2 separate regions of the Homo sapiens genome follow, and region 2 is linked to region 1. The links are chromatin contacts, found by Hi-C or POLR2A ChIA-PET in ENCODE. All regions are on one chromosome and are shown on one strand. The core of a region is the stretch at or near the end of the contact, and the rest is flanking DNA. Distances in the headings are between cores, read along the strand shown. Region 1 holds the start of LINC01003 (long intergenic non-protein coding RNA 1003). Region 2 holds the start of GALNT11 (polypeptide N-acetylgalactosaminyltransferase 11).

Region 1 (4,230 bases), core at 1,731-4,230:
GAATCACTTGAACCCAGGAGGTGGAGGTTGCAGTGAGCCGAGATCATGCCACTGCACCCCAGCCTGGGTGAAAGAGCAAGACTCTGTCTCAAAATAAATAAATTAATTAAATTAAATTAAAATTAAAAAAATTAGCCAGGTGTGGTGGTGCATACCTGTAGTCCCCACTACTTGGGAGGCTGAGGTGGGAGGATCACTTGAGCCCAGGAGGTCAAAGCTGTAGTGAGCCGAGATTGCACCACTGCACTCCAGCCTTGGAGCCTTGGCAACAGAGAGAGACCCTGTCTCAAAAAAAAAAAAAAAAAAAAAAAAAAAAAAGAAAGAAAGAGAAAGAAAGAGAAAGAAAGAAAAAAGAAAAAGAGGCCAGGTGCAGTGGCTCATGCCTGTAATCCCAACACTTTGGGAGGCTGAGGTGGGCAGATCACTTGAGGTCAGGAGTTCGAGACCAGCCTGACCAACATGGCGAAACCCTGTCTCTACTAAAAATACAAAAATTAGCTGGGTGTGGTGGCAGGCACCTGTAATCCCAGCTACTAGGGAGGCTGAGGCAGGAGAATCACTTGAACCTGGGAGGCAGAGGTTGCAGTGAGCCAAGCATGGGCGACAGAGTGAGACTCCATCTCAAAAAAAGGAAAAGGAAAGGAAAGGAGGAAGAAACGAAGAAACGAAGGAAGAAAGGAAGAAAGAAAGAAAAATAAAGAAAAGAGAGAGAAGAGGGAAGGGGAGGGGAGGGGAGCAGGGAAGAGAGGAGAGGCTGGGCCCAGTGGTTCACACCTGTAAGCTGAGGTGAAGGAGTTTGAGACCAGCCTGGCCAACATCGTGAAACCCCATCTCTACTAAAAATACAAAAATTAGCCAGGGTTGGTGGCACGTGCCTGTAATCACAGCTACTCAGGAGGCTGAGGCAGGAGAATCGCTTAAACCTGGAAGGCGGAGGTTGCAGTGAGCTGAAATCGCACCATTGCACTCCAGCCTGGGCGACAGGGCAAGACTCCGTTTCAAAAAAAAAAAAAGGAGAAAGAAACAAAGAAAGAAAGAAAAATGCCTCCCCAAGGTGACAGACGAGCTAAGCCAGGCGAAAAGTCTAAAGAAATTCAAGTGCAAAGGCCCTCTGGCAAAAAGGTCTTGGCAGAAAGGTGGTCAGTGTGCCTGCTGCACTGAAACTGCTCCTGTAAGGCAGGGATCCTATAAGGTAGGCCTTGAATGTCATGATGGGGAGCTCGGTTAGGACCCCCATGATAGGTAGGAAGGCAGCTGGAAAGAGCAGTTCTGCCATTTTTACGGATACATTCATGAGCCATGATGGGTCGTCCTGGTGGACCTCTGGAGCCTGACCTGGGTCCACGTTTGAGGTCTCCGACTTTAGTGACCCTGGGAAAGTTACTTGAGTTTCCTCATTTGAATAGCCAAGGGTTTCTCGTGTTTGATGCCAAATGCCTTGTGCGGGGATTGGCTCCAAACCTCAGCCTCATCAGTCAATTTATCCTTACGTTCAAGAGCAGCCATTTACAAAACGAGCTCAGAAAATTAAAAAAAAAATACAAACTTTAAATCGCCAGAATACTGCATAAACTAAAAGTAGGCCGGGCGCAGTGGCTCACGCCTGTAATCCCAGCACTTTGGGAGGTCGAAGCGGGCGGATCACCTGAGGTCAGGAATTCGAGACCAGCCTGACCAACATGGAGAAACCCCGTCTCTACTAAAAATGCAAAAATTAGCTGGGCATGGTGGTGGGCGCCTGTACTCCCAGCTATTTGGGAGGCTGAGGCAGGAGAATTGCTTGAACCCAGGAGACGGAGGTTGCAGTGAGCTGAGATCGCGCCACTGCACTCTAGCCTGGGCGACAGAGCGAGACTCCATCTCAAAGCAAACAAACAAATAAAAACAAAGTAAAAGTAAATTCCCCAGGCAAAGCTGATTATATTGCTGGGATAATCGACTTTGTCACTGCAGTCTCACTTGGTACTTTAAGAAACTCCATCTTGATCCTAGGTCTGGGTCGATCTGGGCGTTCCTGCTAATTTTCTGTTTTAAAAACCTAAAGCAATAAAAATGTTGATATTGACATTTATCATTTTTATCCTCGCCCTCTGCCTTGTTTTGCTGGGAGATCTGTTCCACTTGGCTGAGTTTAGGGAGGGCGGGGAAGCGGGGGAGAAACCGAGGCGCAGGGTGGAGAAAGGGAGAAGCCTTGCAGACTGAACACATGAGAAAACCTGGAGAAGGGATTCGCTGCTGCTTATTTCAGGGAAGAAAACCGAGAAGTGAAGCACAGAGGGGTCAGGTTCCGGGAGCGGCGGGAAGGTTGTAGGGGGCCCCAGGGCAGGTCCTGGAGCTCAGGCAGCCGGCACCGGGAGCCCAGCTCAGGCTGCGGGGTGCAACCGGGCAAGAGCGCTCGGGCTGCCGAAACGGGAGGAGATCAGAAAAAGGAGAGACATGGAAAAAAGGAGAGGAAGAGGAGCAACACTCAAGAGGGAAGGAAGAAGGCAGACACTGAGGAACGCCCGCAGGAACCCGCAGACAAGCAGAGAGCCGGGCTGCGCTGGGAGCGGGGCCCGCGGAAGGGGCGGGGCGCCAGGCGGCTCGAGGCCAATGGGAGGGCGGGCCGGGGCGAGGGCGGGGCACTAGGCGAAACGACGCCAATGGGAGGGCGGGCCGGGGCGAGGGCGGGGAATTAGGCGGTGCGAGGCCAATGGGAGGGCGGGCCGGGTCCTCTGGGCTGAGGCGGGGTGCCAGGCGGCACGAAGCCAGTGGGAGGGTGAGTTAGGGGCAGGGGCGGGGTCCCAAGCCAATGGAAGGGTGATACCGAGAGGGCGGGGCGCCAGGCGGCGAGAGAGCCAATGGGAGGCCGAGCCGAGGACCGCGGGCGGTGGGCCTCCCCCCGAGAGGAGGGAGACCCGGAAGGCGGTGGGGGCGGGGAGTGGAGCTGACAACCTGTCAAATCCACTTTGGGACGAACTAGGTCACGCGCTCCGCGGGTCGGGCACCCCCGCCCGCCAGGCACGGCCGCGGCTCCTTCCTCTTCCTGCCCGCGGTAGTGGGGGTGGGGCAGGCCTCGGGACACCTGCCTCCGCCGCCGGCCGCCGGCCGCCGTCCTCGCGCGGCTTCCCGGGCGGCTCTGCCCCGACCGTAGACTCCCGGCCCGCTCGCCGCGGCAGGAGCCGTGGTTCCGCGGACCTGGGCGCGCTCTCTCCCTGGCCACTGGGAGACCCCCCGCGGCCTCGCGGGGAAAACCTCGGGACTGCCCCGCGCCCCCGGCCGTCTCTGCGTCGCTCCTTCTCGCCCGCGACCGTGGACTCGTCCTCGCGAGCCTGGGTTGGCGGAAGCTGCGGGGGCCGGGGTCGCACTACTTGGCGCGGAAGGGCCGGCGGTGGGCGGAGGGATCCCCGTCCGCGGGGTGAGCCGCTGGGCGGAGCCGGGAGGAGCCGCGAGGATCCGCAGTGGGGAGCCGGGAGGAACCTGGCGCCGGCACCCACCCGCCGCGCCCACGCGTGCCGCGGTCGCTTGTTTCCCGCGGGAGCCCGGCCGCGCTCGGGGGGAGGCGCGCGCGCAGCTGGGGCTGCCTGGGTCTAGGAGCTCCGGAGCCACCGTTTTGTGCCCGTGGAGCCGCGGGGAAGGCGCACGCGCTCGGGTCTTCCCGGCGGGTCGTCCTGCACTTTCTCCCTCTCCGGTACGGACCGCGGCGTTCTGTTTCCAGGCAAAGGAAAATAAGTCAAAGACTCAGAAGGCAGCCTGAATCCAGGGCCTGGGATGCAGGGTTTGCTGGAACGCCAGCCGGTGCGATCGCGCCCCTGGGATTCCGCTTAGCCCGCGCGTCCATTTCCCTGCATGGTGGACTCAGTAAAGCCGGATCTGTCCAACGCCTGCAGCGTGGATGTGGAGGCGGACTAATCAACTAGTGCTCTGTTATTATTTCTACCCATCCCTTTTCTCCATGCTAATTTGCTTAGAACTTTAACATTGAATGGACAGCAAATGTCATGTTCTGTTTAATTATCACTCCTTGACCATTATGTTAATTTCTTTCCCTAACAAGGTGACGCATTGTTTTAAGTAACAATGACCAACTCATCTACTCTTCTTCCAAATTGTGTAAATTGAAGGGTAAAATGTGGGAAAACGCTAAATTTGAATGCTAAATTTGAACATTTCACACAACAATAATTTGAAATGCTTCTTTGCAATATTATGGCGTTTCGGAACAGATAAAAATACTTCATTTTCAGACAT
Region 2 (4,293 bases), core at 595-3,094, 440 kb before region 1:
TGCATCTCATACTCATCAGGTTGGCAAATATTTAAATATCTGATACTATCAAGGGTCAGGAGAAGATGAAACAATGGAAATTTACATGCCCTGATTAATCCTAGAGCATGATTTCAAATGTTAATTTGTGTATAAATCACCTGGAAATCTTGGTAAAAATGCAGATTTTAATTAAGTAGGTGGAGCACAAGACTCCCCATTTCTAACACACTCCAGGTGACGTTGGTGTCGCTTGTTGCTGGACCACCATTTGAGTAGTGAGGCCCTAAAGGTCTGGTCTTCAAACTCTTTTGCTTGAGTATATACTAAAATAATAAGGTTTAAATACAAGAACTTAGTATCCCCTTATACATATTTAAGGTGATATTTAACATTTTTCATTACTAGTTTAGGTAGTTGGAAGGATTACTTTCTGGAAACATATTTATGTATTTAAATAAACTTGTAATACACTTTTAAATATACCTAGTAGACTTTGCCCTAGTTTGCCTGCCACTGCTGTGAATAGTTTCTGAGGGGGATCCCAGCAGGATTGATCCCCAATGACGCTTATTTGATATTATACTATGTATATTTTACATGAGCTGCAACCATTGAAGGAAACTGGGCAAAGATACCTGTGTGCTGTCTGCACTGCCCTTGCAAGAGAAACCAGTACCTGAAATATCTGTCAATCTCCAATCAAGACACAAGCATGGTAGAAGGAGTCAAAAGCATTCAACTTGGCACCCAGCAGCAGTTCTCTTTGGCTGAGGGAAGTGGCCACAAGACTCAGCTGGGGGCCATCAGCGGCCTACACACCCAACAACTGGAGAAATGAGTCCTCAGTCCTTAAGGGGAAACCTGGGTGGTACAACATGGCATCCCCTACACCCTGACAACCCCATGGGGTATCTGTGGAAGAGGGGCTGGGGAATGTGGTTAGCTCAGTTCAGCTCAAGAAGGCCACTACTTTGGTTCAGGTGGTGCTCTTTAATTTATAGTAGCTGTAGAAGTTCCTCCATTGCTACGCGTGTACCCCATCAGACTTTAATTGTGAAGCAATGAGTTCTTTAAAAAAGTTCAAAAATATTCTTAACCAAGTGGGATTTATTTCAGAAATGCAAAGAAGATTAGTATTAAGATATTCTTCAATATAACTTGGCATTATTGGCCAAAGATGAATGCCCACACCATTTTTCTTAAAAATTGCCAATTCCCCTTTTATGGTATTTGTATACATTGCACTATTATCACCAAGGTATGAGTGTTTTTTTCACCACTTCTCTCTTTACACCTTAATCTACATTTTCTTCTATCACAAGTGGCGTTTAACTTCTTTTAATATGTTTAAGGGCATTTGTCTTTTTTTTTTTTTTTCACTTATGGGGTCTCGCTGTATTGCCCAGGCTGGAGGGCAGTGGCTATTCACAGGCGCGATCCCGCTACCGATCAGCACAGGAGTTTTGCCCTGCCCGGTTTCCGAGCTGGGCCAGTTCCCCACTCCTTGGGGAACCTGGTGGTCCCTGCTCCCGGGAGGTCACCACACCGATGCGGAACACAGATGCGTGTCGCCGCGCAATGGGCACAGCGCATACAGCGCAGAGCTCCCGGGCTCAAGCGCTGCTCCCGCCTCAGCCTCCGGAGTAGCCGGGGCCACAGGCAGGGCATTTGTCATTAATGGGGTCTTTTGAGACCGCGGGTGACAGACAACAGGAGCCAGGCCACGCGCGGCGCCTCTGCGCGAACGCTAGGGAGGACTCAGCGCGCGGCGGCCGGTGACGTCAGGGCAGCGAGAGGTTTCGTCACCGCGGCGCGGGGGCGGGGCCGCCTGTCACGCGGCGCCGGCGGACGCGCGGCGCTGGGCGGAGGCAGCGGCTCGGGGACTGGGCGAGGGCCCTGGGCCTGAGGAGGCGCGGCCGCCACTGCGCCCAGCGCCTGCGCGACGCCTGGCTGCTGGGCCCCGGGGCAGTTCAGCCCGCGCCGCTCCTGCGGGTCGGACTGGGGCTGTGGCGGGAGAGAAGATGCCGCAGCCCGAGTCCCAGAAGGCGGCGATCCTGGGCTGCGGGCAAGGCGGTGAGTACCCTCTAGGCGGCGGCCTCCCGGCGTCCCTCAGCACCTCGAGAGCTGCGGCGGCGGCGGCGCGCGGGGCCTGGGCAGGCTGGGGGCGGCGGCGGGGCAGCGCCTGGCTCCCCGCGGGTCCTGGGCTCCCGCACGCCCCCTGGGCGAGGCTCGTGTCTCCGGGAGACGCCGCTGCCCCCGCGCCTCCCCCAGCGTCTCCTGAGGCTTGTTCGCGGGCGTGGGGGCGAGGACCAGGGCGCTGGCCTCGTTTTCGCGTATTTAGGACGGAGGCACACCTGATCCTGCAGCCTCCCCCAGCATTTCCTAAAATGAAGTCCAGATCAGTATTGTCCACTTTTTAAAATTAAAAGTGCCCAGAAATAGAATAGTTCACACATACACAAAACTAGGGAGAATAGTGTGGAAGGAAATTTAATCTCGGGACCCCAAATCACTAAGCCAAAGTCAAGCTGGGAGCTGCGTCAGGCAAACCTGCCCCTAAGTTTTGTTCCTAAGACAGCTGCAAAGATAAAAAGCCACACAGCTCCCTCACCCTTTGGCCAGGAGGAAATTCGCTGTGGACCTCCACATCTTTACCCTGAAACAGTTGTGTGGAATTGCACCCTGGCAGTGTAAATTGACAGCTTGTCTTCGCAGGTGAGGAACAGGGACAGAACTCAAGTCATCCTTCTGCTCACCTGAGACAGATGCATGTCTGACGGCTTCCTCTGCCCTGTATTTATGTAAAAATGCAGATTCACTGAGCCAGACTAAGGCACAAGTGGCTATTCCTCTGCCTGCCCCATGGCGTAAATTGTGTGTTCAGTAAAAGGCAGAGCAGAGGCTCAAAAGAATGTAGCCGTTTGTCTCTCATCTTACCCATGACCTGGAAGCCGCCACTTTGAGTTGTCCCACCTTTCCTGCCCGAACTAGTCTATACCTGTATTTGATTGAAGACTCATGTTCCCCTACAATGTATAAAACTAGGCTGTGCCCCCACCACCTTGGGTACATGCTCTCAGGATCTCTTGAGGGCAGTGTCATGGGCCATAGACACTCATTTCGCTCAGAATAAATCTCTTTAAAAATTTTTTTATTAGCCGGGTGCGGTGGCTCACGCCTGTAATCCCAGCACTTTGGAAGGCCAAGGCGAGCGGATCACGAGGTCAGGAGATCAAGACCATCCTGGCTAACACGGTGAAATCCCGTCTCTACTAAAAATACAAAAAATAAGCCGGGCGTGGTGGCAGGCGCCTGTAATCCCAGCTACTTGGGAGGCTGAGGCAGGAGAATGGCGTGAATCGAGGAGGCAGAGCTTGCAGTGAGCCGAGATCACGCCACTGCACTCCATCCTGGGTGACAGAGCGAGACTCCATCTCAAAAAAATTTATTTTTAATTTTTGTGGGTACATAGTAGGCATATGTATTTATAGGTACATGAGATATTTGATATGGCATAGAATGCATAATCACATCAGGATAAGCAGGGTATCCATCTTCTCAAGCATTTATCCTTTGTTAGTGCTACAAACAACCTGCAAGGCTCTTGTATTGGTTTGAACCCCGATGACGCACCAACAACCCCCACGACATGAGGCGGTGTGGAGCAACATGCTGTTTTAATAAGCGCCTGGGTGCAGACGGGTTTATGCCTAAATGGCATCAGCCCCAAGTGAGGAATGGGTTTTATAATAGCATCAGCCCCAAGTGAGGAAGGGGTTTTATAGTCCTCTGTAAGCAGGAAGTGTCCCAGTCTGACGTGGCTGCTGCGTAAATGTGTCCGGAATTGGTTCCTTCCAGTGGATTCTTGGTCTCGCTGACTTCAAGAATGAAGCCACGGACTGTCGCGGTGAGTGTTACAGTTCTTAAAGATGGTATGTCGAGAGTTTGTTCCTTCTGATGTTCAGATGTGTCCAGAGTTTCTTCCTTCTGGTGGGTTCGTGGTCTTGCTGACTTCAGGGATGAAGCCGCAGACCTTTGCAGTGAGTGTTACAGCTCTTAAAGGTGGCACGTCTGGAGTTGTTTTTTCCTCCCAGTGGGTTCATGAGCTCACTGACTTCAGGAGTCAACCTGCAGACCTTCGCAGTGAGTGTTACAGGTCTTAAAGGTGGCATGTCGAGAGTTGTTTGTTCCTCGCAGTAGGTTTGTGGTCTCACTGACTTCAGGAGTGAAGCCACAGACCTTCACAGTCAGTGTTACAGCTCATAAAGTTAGTGCAGACCCAAAGAGTGAGCAGCAGCAAGATTTATTGCA

The links. Hi-C counts contacts between places; a loop is a spot of excess contacts on that map. ChIA-PET counts read pairs that join two places held with the same protein, here RNA polymerase II (POLR2A). Pooled maps may share reads with other maps.
Region 2: a map of B cell shows a loop between it and region 1 (11-fold over the local background). The contact joins the promoter of GALNT11 here to the promoter of LINC01003 in region 1. A Hi-C loop is called at or near these places in 4 of 168 maps with a recorded cell type or tissue (B cell, CD4-positive, alpha-beta memory T cell, ascending aorta and 1 more), 9 of 37 single-sample maps with no recorded cell type and 22 of 50 pooled maps. POLR2A ChIA-PET finds 5 or more read pairs at or near these places in 1 of 52 experiments (activated CD4-positive, alpha-beta T cell).

What each region holds. Positions count from the first base shown.
Region 1 is chr7:152,461,144-152,465,373 of GRCh38, forward strand. LINC01003 (long intergenic non-protein coding RNA 1003) reads left to right here and starts at 2,981. Exons shown (of 1, transcript NR_027387.1): 1 at 2,981-4,230. RefSeq lists a silencer at 2,613-3,632 and enhancers at 2,905-3,406, 3,407-3,906.
Region 2 is chr7:152,023,830-152,028,122 of GRCh38, forward strand. GALNT11 (polypeptide N-acetylgalactosaminyltransferase 11) reads left to right here and starts at 1,845. Exons shown (of 12, transcript NM_022087.4): 1 at 1,845-2,055. RefSeq lists silencers at 535-829, 1,680-2,379.